Regions from separate parts of the Homo sapiens genome. Here region 2 is linked to region 1. Evidence: chromatin contacts called from ENCODE Hi-C or POLR2A ChIA-PET data. All regions are on one chromosome and are shown on one strand. Each heading gives the region's core, a stretch centred on a gene start or an enhancer-like site at or near the end of the contact. The rest is flanking DNA. Distances are from core to core; before and after follow the strand shown.

Evidence for each region. A loop is a pair of places that touch in the nucleus more often than their neighbours do. ChIA-PET counts read pairs that join two places held with the same protein, here RNA polymerase II (POLR2A). Pooled maps may share reads with other maps.
Region 2: a map of endothelial cell of hepatic sinusoid shows a loop between it and region 1 (8-fold over the local background). The contact joins the enhancer-like site here to the promoter of NGEF in region 1. A Hi-C loop is called at or near these places in 1 of 168 maps with a recorded cell type or tissue (endothelial cell of hepatic sinusoid) and 1 of 50 pooled maps. POLR2A ChIA-PET finds 5 or more read pairs at or near these places in 2 of 52 experiments (H1 and MCF 10A).

Annotation. Positions count from the first base shown.
Region 1 is chr2:233,009,604-233,015,702 of GRCh38, forward strand. It overlaps NGEF (neuronal guanine nucleotide exchange factor), which reads right to left and starts at 3,653. Exons shown (of 15, transcript NM_019850.3): 1 at 3,465-3,653. It overlaps LOC101928881 (a long non-coding RNA gene), which reads left to right and starts at 3,011. Exons shown (of 3, transcript NR_136325.1): 1 at 3,011-3,366; 2 at 3,537-3,644.
Region 2 is chr2:233,081,127-233,087,224 of GRCh38, forward strand. The region is part of intron 2 of INPP5D (inositol polyphosphate-5-phosphatase D); the gene reads left to right. Among named protein-coding and RNA genes, the nearest start is that of INPP5D, 24 kb to the left of the region's middle. RefSeq lists enhancers at 578-667, 1,178-1,327, 3,698-3,747 and a silencer at 3,413-3,707. Within about 2 kb of position 3,410, at least 22 of the 41 ENCODE cell types and tissues checked have a DNase peak (open chromatin) inside an H3K27ac peak, as active enhancers do.

The DNA.
Region 1 (6,099 bases), core at 2,403-4,902:
GCCTGGGCAAGATGGTGAGAACCCATCTCTACAGAAAAAAAAAAAAAGTAAAACTCCTGGATGATTGGAGGTCAGAGCTTCTAGCTTTGGGAGACATGGTGCTGGTGCATGAAGCTCCAGCCCAAAGTGAAGGCAACTGAGGCACAGCCACCAGGTGCAGGGTGCAGAAGTGAGGGATGAATTTCCCATGGGACACGCTGGCCATCCAGACCCCCACTCTCATCTCTGTGGACCTCTGGGGTCCTGGCATCTTGGGTTGGGCCATCCCCTCCACCTTCCCTCCACTCCACCTGTCCTGTCTCTCTTTTTTTGAATTGGAGTCTTCCTCTTGTCACCTTGCCTGTAGTGCAATGGCGTGAACTTGGCTCACTGCAACCTCTGCCTCCTGGGTTCAAGCCATTCTCCTGCCTCAGCCTCCTGAGTAGCTGCGATTACAGGGGTCCACCACCATGCCAATTTTTGTATTTTTAGTAGAGATGGGGTTTCACTATGTTGACCAGACTGGTCTTGAACTTCTGACCTCTGGTAATCCATGCGCCTCAGCCTCCCAAAGTGCTGGGATTACAGGTGTGAGCCAGCACGCCCAGCTGGCATCTTTTAAACAGACCTCATGCCTCCCCTGTCTCTGCCTCCACTGGCCCAACCCTTACTGCAGGGCTCCCTCCCTTTTGCTAAAACCCTGCTGTCCCTTCACCTGGAATGTGCTATCTGTGAACGTATGCTATTTAGAGAACCTGGAGCATTCATTCTGAGTGAGTGTGAAAAGAATTACTACCTTATTTTCAAGGTAGTAATGCTTGCTTTATAATACATCAAACCACACCCCCAGTTCTTCTCCTCCTCCTGGAAAATCATTAATAAGTGATGGAAGATTGTTGAATGATGGCCAGCTCAGAGGCCACCTCCTCCATGCAGGCCTTGCTGATCATCCATCCCTTTGATGGTGCCCATCCTCCTCATTTGAACGTGTGATTTTTTTTTTTCCTTGTCCACAGGCAAAGTGAGTTGAGGCAGGAAGATTGTGAGATGGCCTCACCCAGGCTCCCAGGTCCTTAATCAACCACCTGAGCTAGTTTCCCAAAAGCAGCCCACAGAGGGTGCTCCAGCAAATGGCCCCTCCTCAGTGCTCAGACCCCATGTGGTCTCCCACGGCCCTGGCCTCCAGGATGGCTGCCAAACAAAGGGAGGAGGAGTAAGGCTGAAGTCCTCAGCCTTCTGGGGTGGGTCCTCCAGTCTGGAGGCAGAATTCCACCCCCTGGTCTGACCTCTCCCAAGGTGGGGAGAGGTGGTCCCAGGCCAAGGGAAGGAATTTTTCCTGAGGCCCAGCAGCCTCCTGAAGACACCATCATGGTAGCAGAGGGGGCTTAGGTGCGGGGAGAAGGGGGGTCTGAAAAGAGGCAGCCCATCCAGGCTCAGAGATGGAACCCCCTGCTCCGCTGGGCCACGGTGCCTCTCAGCCTCAGGATCCTATCACCGTTGTTGGGGTGAGAGGGCTGGTGTGCTCTTTTCACCAAGCGGGGTTTCTGGCCTGGCCTCGGGGGTGTGGGACACAGCATCGCTTCATCTCCACTAGCCTGAGGGCCACCATTGTCCCATCTGTGTCCCCAGCCCCACTTCAAAGCCTCACACATACACTGTGCACAGCAATTATCTATGAAGGAGTAAAGGAATTTTTGCCATTGGGGTTGTGCTGGGGGGTGACTTCAGAGCATCAGAGCTGACTCCTTACTCGGGAAGCAATGGGCCCATGTAGATGGGGAAGGGACGTCATCTTGGGAGACGGGATGTCCGACTTGGTGCTGGTGGCTCACCAGCTTCTTGGGACAAACAGCAGCTCCTGCGCCCCTGGTAGAGCCAGCAGGCTTGGGTGGTTAGGTTTGGTCTCCTCTGAGAGGCTCTGGGTGGCCCCACAACATCTGGGCTATTTTGTTACTGGTACAAGCTTCCGGTCTCCCACAGGCCAAGGGAAGTTCTTAAAGCAATGAAAAAAAAAAAAAAAAAGGAACAGAGACAGAGTCTTGCCAGGTTGCCCAGGTTGGAATGCAGTGATATGATCATAGCCCACCGCATGACTTCTGGGCTCAAGCAGCCCTCCTGCCTCTGCCTCCTGAGTGGCTGAGACTACAGGCATGCATCAGCTCTTCTTAAAGCAATTCATCTTCCCCCATGTCTAGCCTCATCTGTGTCCCCAGCCCCACTGGGGCAGAAAGCTGTGGAATGTTACTCACACTGTCATTGGATCAACCCCTGGCTTTCCTGTGGGGATCCCCTCCCTGGGAGGGGTTCCCATGACAATTTGGGCTCCAGAAAGGGATGTGGGAGGAGAGTGCGGTGGAGGGAGGTGGTCTGTGGTCTCCCTTCATGGACCAGAAAGCTTGACCCCCAAGGGGACCCTGGCTTCTACTTCCTCAGAGCTAAGCAGTGCCAAGGGGCAGCCTGAGACATGGGCAAAGGGGAAGCCTAAATGGAAAAAGAGAGAGAGAGAGAGAGAAAGAGAGAAGGGGCAGGGAGGACAAAGACACATGGCAAGTGTCCAAGCTGGAACATTCCCACCAGTGGCCTTATTGCATTAAGGATTTTCCCAAAAAGCAGAAATACACTGATAGTCAATGGAACATAGCAGAGCTGTCACGAGCCCAGGAAACACAAGTCCCACCTCTACACAGCCAGAGACTGTGTGACTGTCCCAAATTTTAAATCAAGATAGACAATAAGAACCTACCACTTTCACATCCAAGAAAACTGTGTCCCTACACATTTCAGTCACACCGTGCTGTGGCTTGAGGCCAGCCAGATGCAAAAATCAGGAAGGTTCTGAGGGGTAGGGCCTTCTGTCTTTCTGAAAGGGGCCCCTGAGCGGAGGGGGCAGTGCTGGGGGAGCTAAAGCGCAGTGGGCTGTCACTTCACGACTATGACTTCTGTTTCCCAAGTGCACTTCCTGACCCTGAGATTTGTGCCATGGCACACAGGAATCAGGGCACTTCCGTTTACATATACGCTCATTATCAGGACTGGCGTCGTGGGTGTGGGGCCTGGGCAGTCACAGGGCCCTGTTCTTAGAAGGTGCCCCGGCTTGCTTTAATGCTGTGTTGTTGTCCTTTTGAAAGCCTTACTATTTTAACAAGGGGCCCTGCATTTTTATATTGCACAGGGCCCTGCAATTATGCAGCCATTCCTGCTTTTGATCTCACTTACCCCACAGCCATAATGGAAGAGCGCCTGGAAGGAGTCCTTATCCTGATTCCCAGATGGTGAAACTGAGTGCCAGGAGGGGCAGTGCTGAAGCCGAGACCAGACAGGATCCCTCGGGTGGAATCCAGGGCTGCTGTTTCTCTTGGGGGCTCCTCCTCAGTGAATGGATGGGTGGTAATCTCCTTTCCTACCTGTCCTAGCGGTAGCCTCTGTTCCTTCTCTTGTTTTATCTCATTTTATTTTTTTAAAAAATACCAAAACCATTCTCTCACCTGCCAGAGAGGAGCTCATAGGAGTTGGGCTTCCTCAGAGAGTGTTCCTCCCTCGTCCCCTGTCCTGTCCAGGCACCTGCGAGCAGGATGGTGTGTCCCCGGCTAAATCCACAGGCGCTCCACTCTGTCCCAGAGAGCCCACAGCCAAAAACTTCGTCCTGTCCTGGAAAAGCTTCACTGGTAAGCATTCCCGACCTTTAGACCTGCCTTGGCCCATAGCTGGCCACGAGCCCATAACGATCACTTCCCGGCTGGGTGTTTACCTTCCTGGGCCCCATGGGTTGAGCCAGGGTGGCAGCCACATACCTGACACAAAAGTGGTGCAGGAGGGAAGGGCTATCTGAGGGGAAGGCTGGGCATGGCTGGAATACCCGCCGCCCGCCCAGTGCAAGATAATGCTGATGGTCACACCAAGAGGGGCCCGTGGCTCAGCTGGCCCACCAACCCCAAGCATTGGCCAAGCCAGCTGCACGGCCCTCAAATCTGAGATTTGGGAGAGGCTTTGGGGTCCTCCAGGGTTCTAGTCACTTCCTGCCATGGCCATCTGGCCTTAACTCAATCACTTCCAGGCATGGAACACTCACTGCTTTGTAAGGCATCTTGCTCCATTATTATTATTATTATTATTATTATTATTATTATTATTATTCCCTCTAATAGCTTCCTTTAATCCAGTGCTTACTACATGACAGGCACTGGGCTAAGTACATTACATAATCTATGTAATCCTTGTGTTGTCACTATGACCAGAGAATCATGCCCATTTTAAAGATGCAGAAACAGAGGCTCAAGAAATTGATCATCTTGCTCAAAGCCCCACAGCTAGTAAGTTGGGGATCCAGGATTCAAACCCAAGCCAACTAGTATCAAAACCACTACCATCATTTGCCAAGTTTAATTGCTACATCATCCATCTTTATATAAAACTCAAATCAGCGTTTGTTTTAGCTATCTGTTCTGGAAACAAATTAACTCAAAGTGTGTGGCTTGAAATAACACTCATTTGTCATCTCAGTTTCTGTGGCTAGAAGTCTGGGCACTGCTTGGCTGGGTTCTCTGCTCAGGGTTTCTCATAAGTTGCCATCCAAGTGTTGGAGGGGCTGAGGTCTCATCTCATGGCTCCACTAGGGGGGATCCACTTCCAAGCTGCTGGTGTTGGCAGGATTCAGTTTCTTAGGGCTGTAGGATGAAGGCCTCAGCCCCTCTCAGCTGTCAGCTGTGGCCACTATCAGTCCTTTGCCATGTGGGCCTCTCCGCCCTGGCAGCTCGTTGCATCAGAGAGGGCTATGGAGAGAGTCTGGGAAGAGGTAGGTCAGTCTTTTGTAATATACTCAAGGATGTGATATTCCATCACTTCTGGCATATTCTACTCGTTAGAAGGAAGTCATCAGGCACAGCCTACACTCAAAGGTAGGGGATTACACAGGGCACAATACCAGGGGTGGGGGTCCCTGAGGGCCATCTTTGAAAGTTCCCACAGCCATCTGATTGCCACAAAACATGGGTTTCAGTTTTGTCCCTGAAAGCCAGATTGAAGTAGTCTCTCATCTATTCTCTCACCCATCCATCCACCCATCCACCCATCCATCCACCCATCCACCCATCCATCCGTCCATCCATCCATCCACCATCCATCCACCCATCCATCCATCATCCACCCATCCACCCATCCATCCACCCATCCATCCATCCATTATCCACCCATCCACCCATCCATCCACCCATCCACACTTCCATCCACCCACCCATCCATCCACCCACCCTTCCATCCATCCATCCACCCACCATCTATCCATCCAACCATCCATCCATCCATCCATCCATCCATCCATCCATCCATCCATCCACCCAACCATCTACTCATCCATTCATCCACCCACTCATCCACCCATTCATCTACCCAACCATCTACTCATCCATTCATCCACCCACTCATCCACCCATTCATCTACCCATCCATCTACTCAACTACCCATCCACCCACCCATTCATCCATCCACCCATCCATCTATCCACCCATCCACCCATCCATCTATCCACCCATCCACCCATCCATCTATCCACCCATCCATCCACCATCCATCCATCCACCATCCATCCCTTCACCCATCCATCCATCCACCCACCATCTATCCATCCATCCACCCACCCATCCACCCACCAATCCACCCACCCACCTACTCATCCATTCATCCACCCACTCATCCACACATCCACCCACTTATCCACACATCCATCTACCCATCCATCTACTCATCCACCCATCCACCCACCCATTCATCCATCCACCCATCCACCCATCCAGTCATCCACCCATCCATCCACCCATCCACCCATCCATCTATCCATCCACCATCCATCCATCCACTCATCCACTTACCCATATATCCATCCAGCCATCCATCCACCCATCCACCCATCCATCTATCCATCCACCATCCATCCATCCACTCATCCATTTACCCATATATCCATCCAGCCATCCACCCAGCCATCCACCCATTTATCCAACCTTTCCTTCATTCATTCAACAAACATTTGAGCAGGGCACTATAAACCAGATCCCGCATTAGGCTCAAGAGATATTAAAATAAGTGCATTAACTCCCTCTTTCCCCTCTCTGTCCCTTGCCACC
Region 2 (6,098 bases), core at 2,160-4,659, 71 kb after region 1:
GCACACCTAGTACGAGAAGGTCCTTTCCAGCGCTTGGCAGCTATTTGCCATGGGAATGTCTGTCTCTGACAGGGGCTCTTCACCATGTGTGGGATGTGAGCAGCGGAGGGGAGCCCTGTCTGGGGCAGGCAGTTGGCCTCAATGACCTCTACCATTTTTTTCAAGTCTAGGAGGGCATGAGCTTTTCTGGCAGAGTTGGCATCTGTGATAGGTGGTTTGCTGAGAGGAGTCGGCAAACTCTCTTAAGTTAAAAGTTGGTCGATGCTTTTGATCTTTTTTCCCTTTGTGGTTTCTTCTCTTCCTTCAAAGTGAAGAAAACTTTAAGTATGACTGGAAAAGACATGACTCTGTGGCTTCTAGTAGAGTCGGCACCCGCCGCCTGTAAATGTGTAGACTGCGTCTCCGGTTTGCCCCTCTCTGTCACCATCATACTCTTGCTACTGTGACATCTTGTGACCCTGGGAACTGCTGATGAAATCCGGGGCCTCATCAGGCTACTGGGCAGGGGGTGGTGGTGGTGCAGGGAACAGAAACTCGCCTTGGCTGACTCTGTAAGGGGTAAGGGGTGGGCAGCCTTTGTGGAGATGTGCAGAGCCAGGAAGGAGAAGGCCGCCCTAGGGCCTTGGAACCAGAAGAGCATGGGGTCTGCACGCAGCTTCTCCCATGGATCAGCTCTTCTCTGTGGGGCCGCTCTTCCCAGCCAGCAGCCTCCCTTCTCAGTCCCCAGTCCTAAGAAGGAGTCTGATGGCTCAGCCTCCACGGCTTTCTCCGCATGAGCCACTCAGGGGCTGCCAGTCTGTGTATGAATCGGCTGTCTTGGAGCAGGTACCCCCCTCTGCCTCTCAGAGATGGGGACAGAGTCGTGGGGGCAGCGTGCCTCCTTAAGGTCTCCGCTTAGCCAGGACAGTGGGCGGGCAGCTTTCAGAGAAGATGGGCGGCTCTGCTGGACTTCTCTGCTCCTGACCCCGGCACTAGATCTGTGACCTCCGCAGTAGCTGACATGGTACAGGGAGCTGTGGACCTAGGTGGTCTGAAGAGGTTTTCCTTCAAGGTGAATTAAAGGGGAATTCTCATAGGATTCTCCCAGGTGGACTCACCTTCGAAAATCTACCTCCAAGAGTAAATGACAGCAGACGTCCACTGAGGACCAAGTGCACACTCATGCCCAATTAAGCAGACTCAGAGCCCTTCGGGGAAGCTTTAGCAGTTATTGATCTCTGCCTATTTTAACTCAAGTTCCTCTTTTCATGTTGAGGCAAAACCTCACAGTCTTTTCTGAGCTTAGCCACAGTTTCTAAATAACTCATTCCTGACACCTGAGCCTGTTCAGTGCCACCAGAATACGAGGCTCCCCAAAATAAGAATCTGGCCTGAAATTTTGCCAAGTGAAGCACCGAAAGGCTTTCATTGTTTCTTAGTTTAGTAACTTTAGCTCTTTTCCTGGGGACTTCTGTTCTCTTGTCAACACCAAAGATCTCATCTTTGTTCTTTGCAGACCAACTTCATGGAGTTGGCCCACGTGTCATAGCCCATGACAGCCCTGTATCAATCAGGGAGAGGAGCTGCCTCACCTGGGGGACTCTTTTCTCTCACTCCATCTTTCACAGACTTAAAAAAAATCCGAGATGGGAGGGCAGGATGCAAACTGTAACTTCATCCAACCCCCTCGTTCTAAATATGAGTGTTGCTGAGAACTGCGGAAGTTGGAACTCACAGCCAGGCCTCCCGGCCTCCCCGGCTAAGCTTTCTTCCTTCCAATCCAGAAGGTGTTTCCAAGCCTGTCTGGAGTCCCCTGGGGAAGGATGAGCCCAGGACTCTGCCCAGAGGGACAGGGAGACAGGGCAATGTGGCCTCTCAGAGAGCTTGGCCTCTTGCCCTTCACATGGTTATAGATAATATTTGATCCCAGGTGGCATCTGTCCCTTGTGGTAAATCAGTGAGGTGCCCCTAGAATGAAAGCAGACTCCATTCCCGGCTGGGATCTGGGTTCAAGTCCAATTTGGTCAGCGATGTGGCCTTGGGCAAGGACTGCCAAGAAACTGCTGGAAAGTAGAGATCACACACATACCTCCCAGCACAAGGAAGCTGCTGGGGAGGAGGGTGGAGACAGCAGGGAGCTGGAGGTGCTTTAGAGCATTCTAGGCAGTGCTGGGAGTGGTGGGGAAGGAGGGGTAAATTTTGGAACTCCATCTCCCTCAGCTCTGCTCTTTGGGCTATGGGCTTCATGTCTTCAGGGACCTGAGTACGCTCTGGAACTGTTAAGCAGTTGTTCAACAGCTGCTGTGCCACTCAAACCCTGAGAACCTTCTGGACTCAGCTTGCACTGCTTTTCCTGGTTGGGGGAGGGTTGGGGCAGTGCTCTGAGCCCTGTGTGAGGCCAGACGAAGGCAGAACGGCTCAGCCCCGCAGGCCTGACTGTCCCACACCAAGAGAGTGGGTTTCTTGTAAAGCCAAAACTCCTTTCTTGACTTGGAAAGGGAAGTGACTCTCCCCTAAGAGAAGCGGTGCCTATCTTGAGCTGCTCGCTGCAGACTGAGCTGGGAGGCTGCTGCTGCCTTTGAAATGGCCCCTCTTTGGGAAAGTAAGGAAGAGTCTGAGGTCCTGCAAGCCGCCCTCATGGGCCAGCTCCAGGGTGGCCAGGGAGGCCTGGAGTGGCCTCAGACGTGTCGCATAAATGGCTGTCTCAAACCTAGGGCCACAGTTGAAGCAAAAGAGGCCCTTCGGCTCCACCCTACAACCTTTTGGCCCTTGCGTCCTTTCTAACATCCTTCCCACCGAGAGGAATAAAGCAGAAAATTAGAACTACCCATAATCCCCTATCACATCAATGTTCTCTGTGAACTTCCTGTCTTTTCTTGAGGTTGAGATTGTATCTAGGATATTGATTGTTTCAGTCAAGATGGGAGCACCCCCAGGTGTTTTTCTGTTTTGTTTTGTTTTGTTTTTGAGACAGGGTCTTGTTCTGTAGACCAGGCTGGAGTGCAGTGGCGCGACCTCGGCTCACTGCAACCTCTGCTCCCAGGCTCAAGCAATTCTCCCACCTCAGTCTCCTGAGTAGCTGAGATTACAGGTGTGCACCACTATGCCCAGCTAAATTTTGTATTTTTCTGTAGAGATAGGGTTTCACTATGTTGCCCAGGCTGGTCTCAAACGCCTGGGCTCAAGTGATCCACCCGCCTCAGCCTCCCAAAGTGTTGGGATTACAGGCGTGAGCCACCATGCCCAGCCACACTCCCAGGTTTTCATGCAAGTTTAGATGAAGAGTTAGAAAATATCTATCTCATAGACCCTTTCATTATTCTTTCCCGATTTGGAAGAAAAAATCCAGTGGTCTGAGCCATTCCGGTGAGTTCTAAAGAAGAGACACTTGTGACTCAAGTCCCTGGTCCCTGACGGTGGCTGTCACGTATCTCCGGGCGACATGGCTTTTGGAGAGGGAAAACAAAACAACTTTCTAAAAGCTGTTCCGTCACAAGCATCCGGGAGGTGAACGGTTGAGCCATTGTTATTAAGCTCAGGAAGCGAGTGGCAGCTGTTATTGTTCTGAGTGGTCACTGAGTGAAGTAAAGATTCCGTCTGAGCCGCCGGGCAAAGGATGTGGCTCTAACACACTTCCTGAAGTTGCACAACAAGGGGCACAGAAAAGGTTCAGGGCATAGAAGCCTAGCACGGCCAGGGCTGCCCTGTGTGGGCTCCACAGCCATGCCAAGGACAATGGGCCCCAAGGGGGTCCGTGCTGGTGGAGGGGTTCCTTTATGCTCTGACACTCACCTTCTAGAAGCCTGCATTTTGAATTGGTTTTTCTGTCTACTGCAGAATATGGACAGATCTATTTTCCAAGCCTCTGAATATCTCAAAACATCTTTAGTTGTCTACACATTCAAGAGTAATTTGATAGATATAAAATTCTTGGAACCAACTGTTCGCTCAAAATCCTGTAAAAGGTACAGCACTACCTTCAAGAATGTAGTGTTACAGGCTGGGTGCAGTGGCTCACTCCTGTAATCCCAGCACTTTGGGAGGCTGAGGCAGGTGGATCACCTGAGGTCAGGAGTTTGGGACTAGCCTGGGCAACATGGTGAAACCCCGTCTCTACTAAAAATGCAAAACTTAGTCGGGTGTGGTGGTGCATGCCCGTAGTCACAGCTACTCCGGAGGCTGAGGTGGGAGGATCGCTTGAACCTGAGAGGCAGAGGCTGCAGCGAGCTGAGGTCTCACCACTGCACTCCAGCTGGGTGACAGAGCAAGACTGTCTCAAAGAAAAAAAAAAAAAAGAATGTAGCGTTATGAATAGTTCCGAGTACAAAATCCAAGGCCAAACTTGTGCTGGTTCCTATAGAGGCGACCCATTTTTTTCTTTTTTTCTACTTTGAAGCCGGTGGGAATTCTTTTCCAGTGTTGTCATTTTCCTTTCATTGATAGTACCTGCAATGTGTTCGGCTTGTTCACTTTGCAAACTCTGTTCTTTGACACAAAAGACCTTTCTTCTGTTAGGTCTTTGAGTAAGTTTTTATTCCAGCTCTTCTGGCATCTTTCTTCTAATCCCCTGAGAAAGCCAAGCCTCCCCCCGTTTTCTAGCCCCCTGGGGTACACATGCCTTTGTGACTGAGCAGCCCCTCCCTCTTGTGTGGCTGCAAGATCCCTAATCCCTTCCCCAGTCTGTCAGAGAATTCTGGAAAGAGTATCCATGCCATTTGTCATCTCTACCTCCAAATGACTGTCTTTATTTTCTCCCCATCCCCACTAGCCATTTTGTCCTTGTTTCTCCATGTTCCAGAGCCTTCTGGTTCACCTTGCCCCAGATCATGGGCCTGTTTCCTGTCTTTGTTACCCAAAGCGGTCTAGAACTAACATCAACATGCACCATGTAGCCGATAAGTTTAGACTGGGGAATGGGATGCAAGTGTAACCAATGAGATGTGAAGAGAAGGGCTTTGTGGGCTTCTAGTAAAGGTCTGTTTGTCTTAAAAACAGACATAGGGATAAGATAGCCTCTTTCTTTCTTTCTTTCTTTCTTTCTTTCTTTCTTTCTTTCTTTCTTTCTTTCTTTCTTTCTTTCTTTCCTTTTTGAGACAGAGTTTCGCTCTTGTTGCCCAGGGTGGAGGGCAATGGCATGATCTCGGCTCACCACAACCTCCGCCTCCTGGGTTCAAGTGATTCTCCTGCCTCAGCCTCCCAAGTAGCTGGGATTACAGGCACCTGCCACCATGCCGGGCTAATTTTTGTATTTTTAGAAGAGATGGGACTTCACTATGTTGGTCAGGCTGGTCTCGAACTCCTGACCTCAGGTAATCTGCTCGCCTTGGCCTCCCAAAGTGCTGGGATTACAGGTGTGAGCCACCGCACCCAGCCAAGATAGCCTCTTTCCTACCTTTGGAAGCTGCCATAGGATGTGATAGCTGGGTCTCTGCTGCTGCCTTGTAACCATGAGGAGAGGTAGCTGGCGAGTGAGGCCAACACACGGAAAGGAGAAGTGAACCTGGGTCCTGGATGATGCCCTTGAATTTGCTGAACAGAATGAAGCAACCTGGGATCTGCCCTCCTCTAGATTTTCTGTTTTGTGAGTTAATTAATTTCTTTTTGCTCAAGTTAGTTGAGTTAGGGTTTTCTAACAGCTAAAAGTGTCCTAACTTACAAAGGTTTAAACTATCCCAGGGGAATTTCAAAGCAGAAAAGTGAAAATTTCAAATTGAATATCGAGTTTCACTGCACCAAATGCCCATGAGCCACGGTCTGACAACACAGTCTCTGGGTCTTCCTTCTCCTTAGCCTGTGTCGTGTTTCTGGGACCTGCTCCAGCCCTGTCCCAGACATTCCTAATGACTTATGTTCCTGTCAGACATCCTTGGGCTCAACATCTCTTTCTCTAACCCTGACCAGAAAAAGCACAAAAATCAATCAGTATTTTAACAATGTCTGTGCACTGGGGAGGCATGATTTCTTGCTTATTGCAGGATGGTTTCGCTTCTCATCTTGACTTTGCCCTTCGAGATCAGCTTCCGGGTCTAATTGTGTCTGTCAGATTTGCAAGAGGCCACTTCGGGTTTGCCAAATAGAAGAAAGTCTTTCTGAGAGGCCTCACTTGATCACCCCAGAAA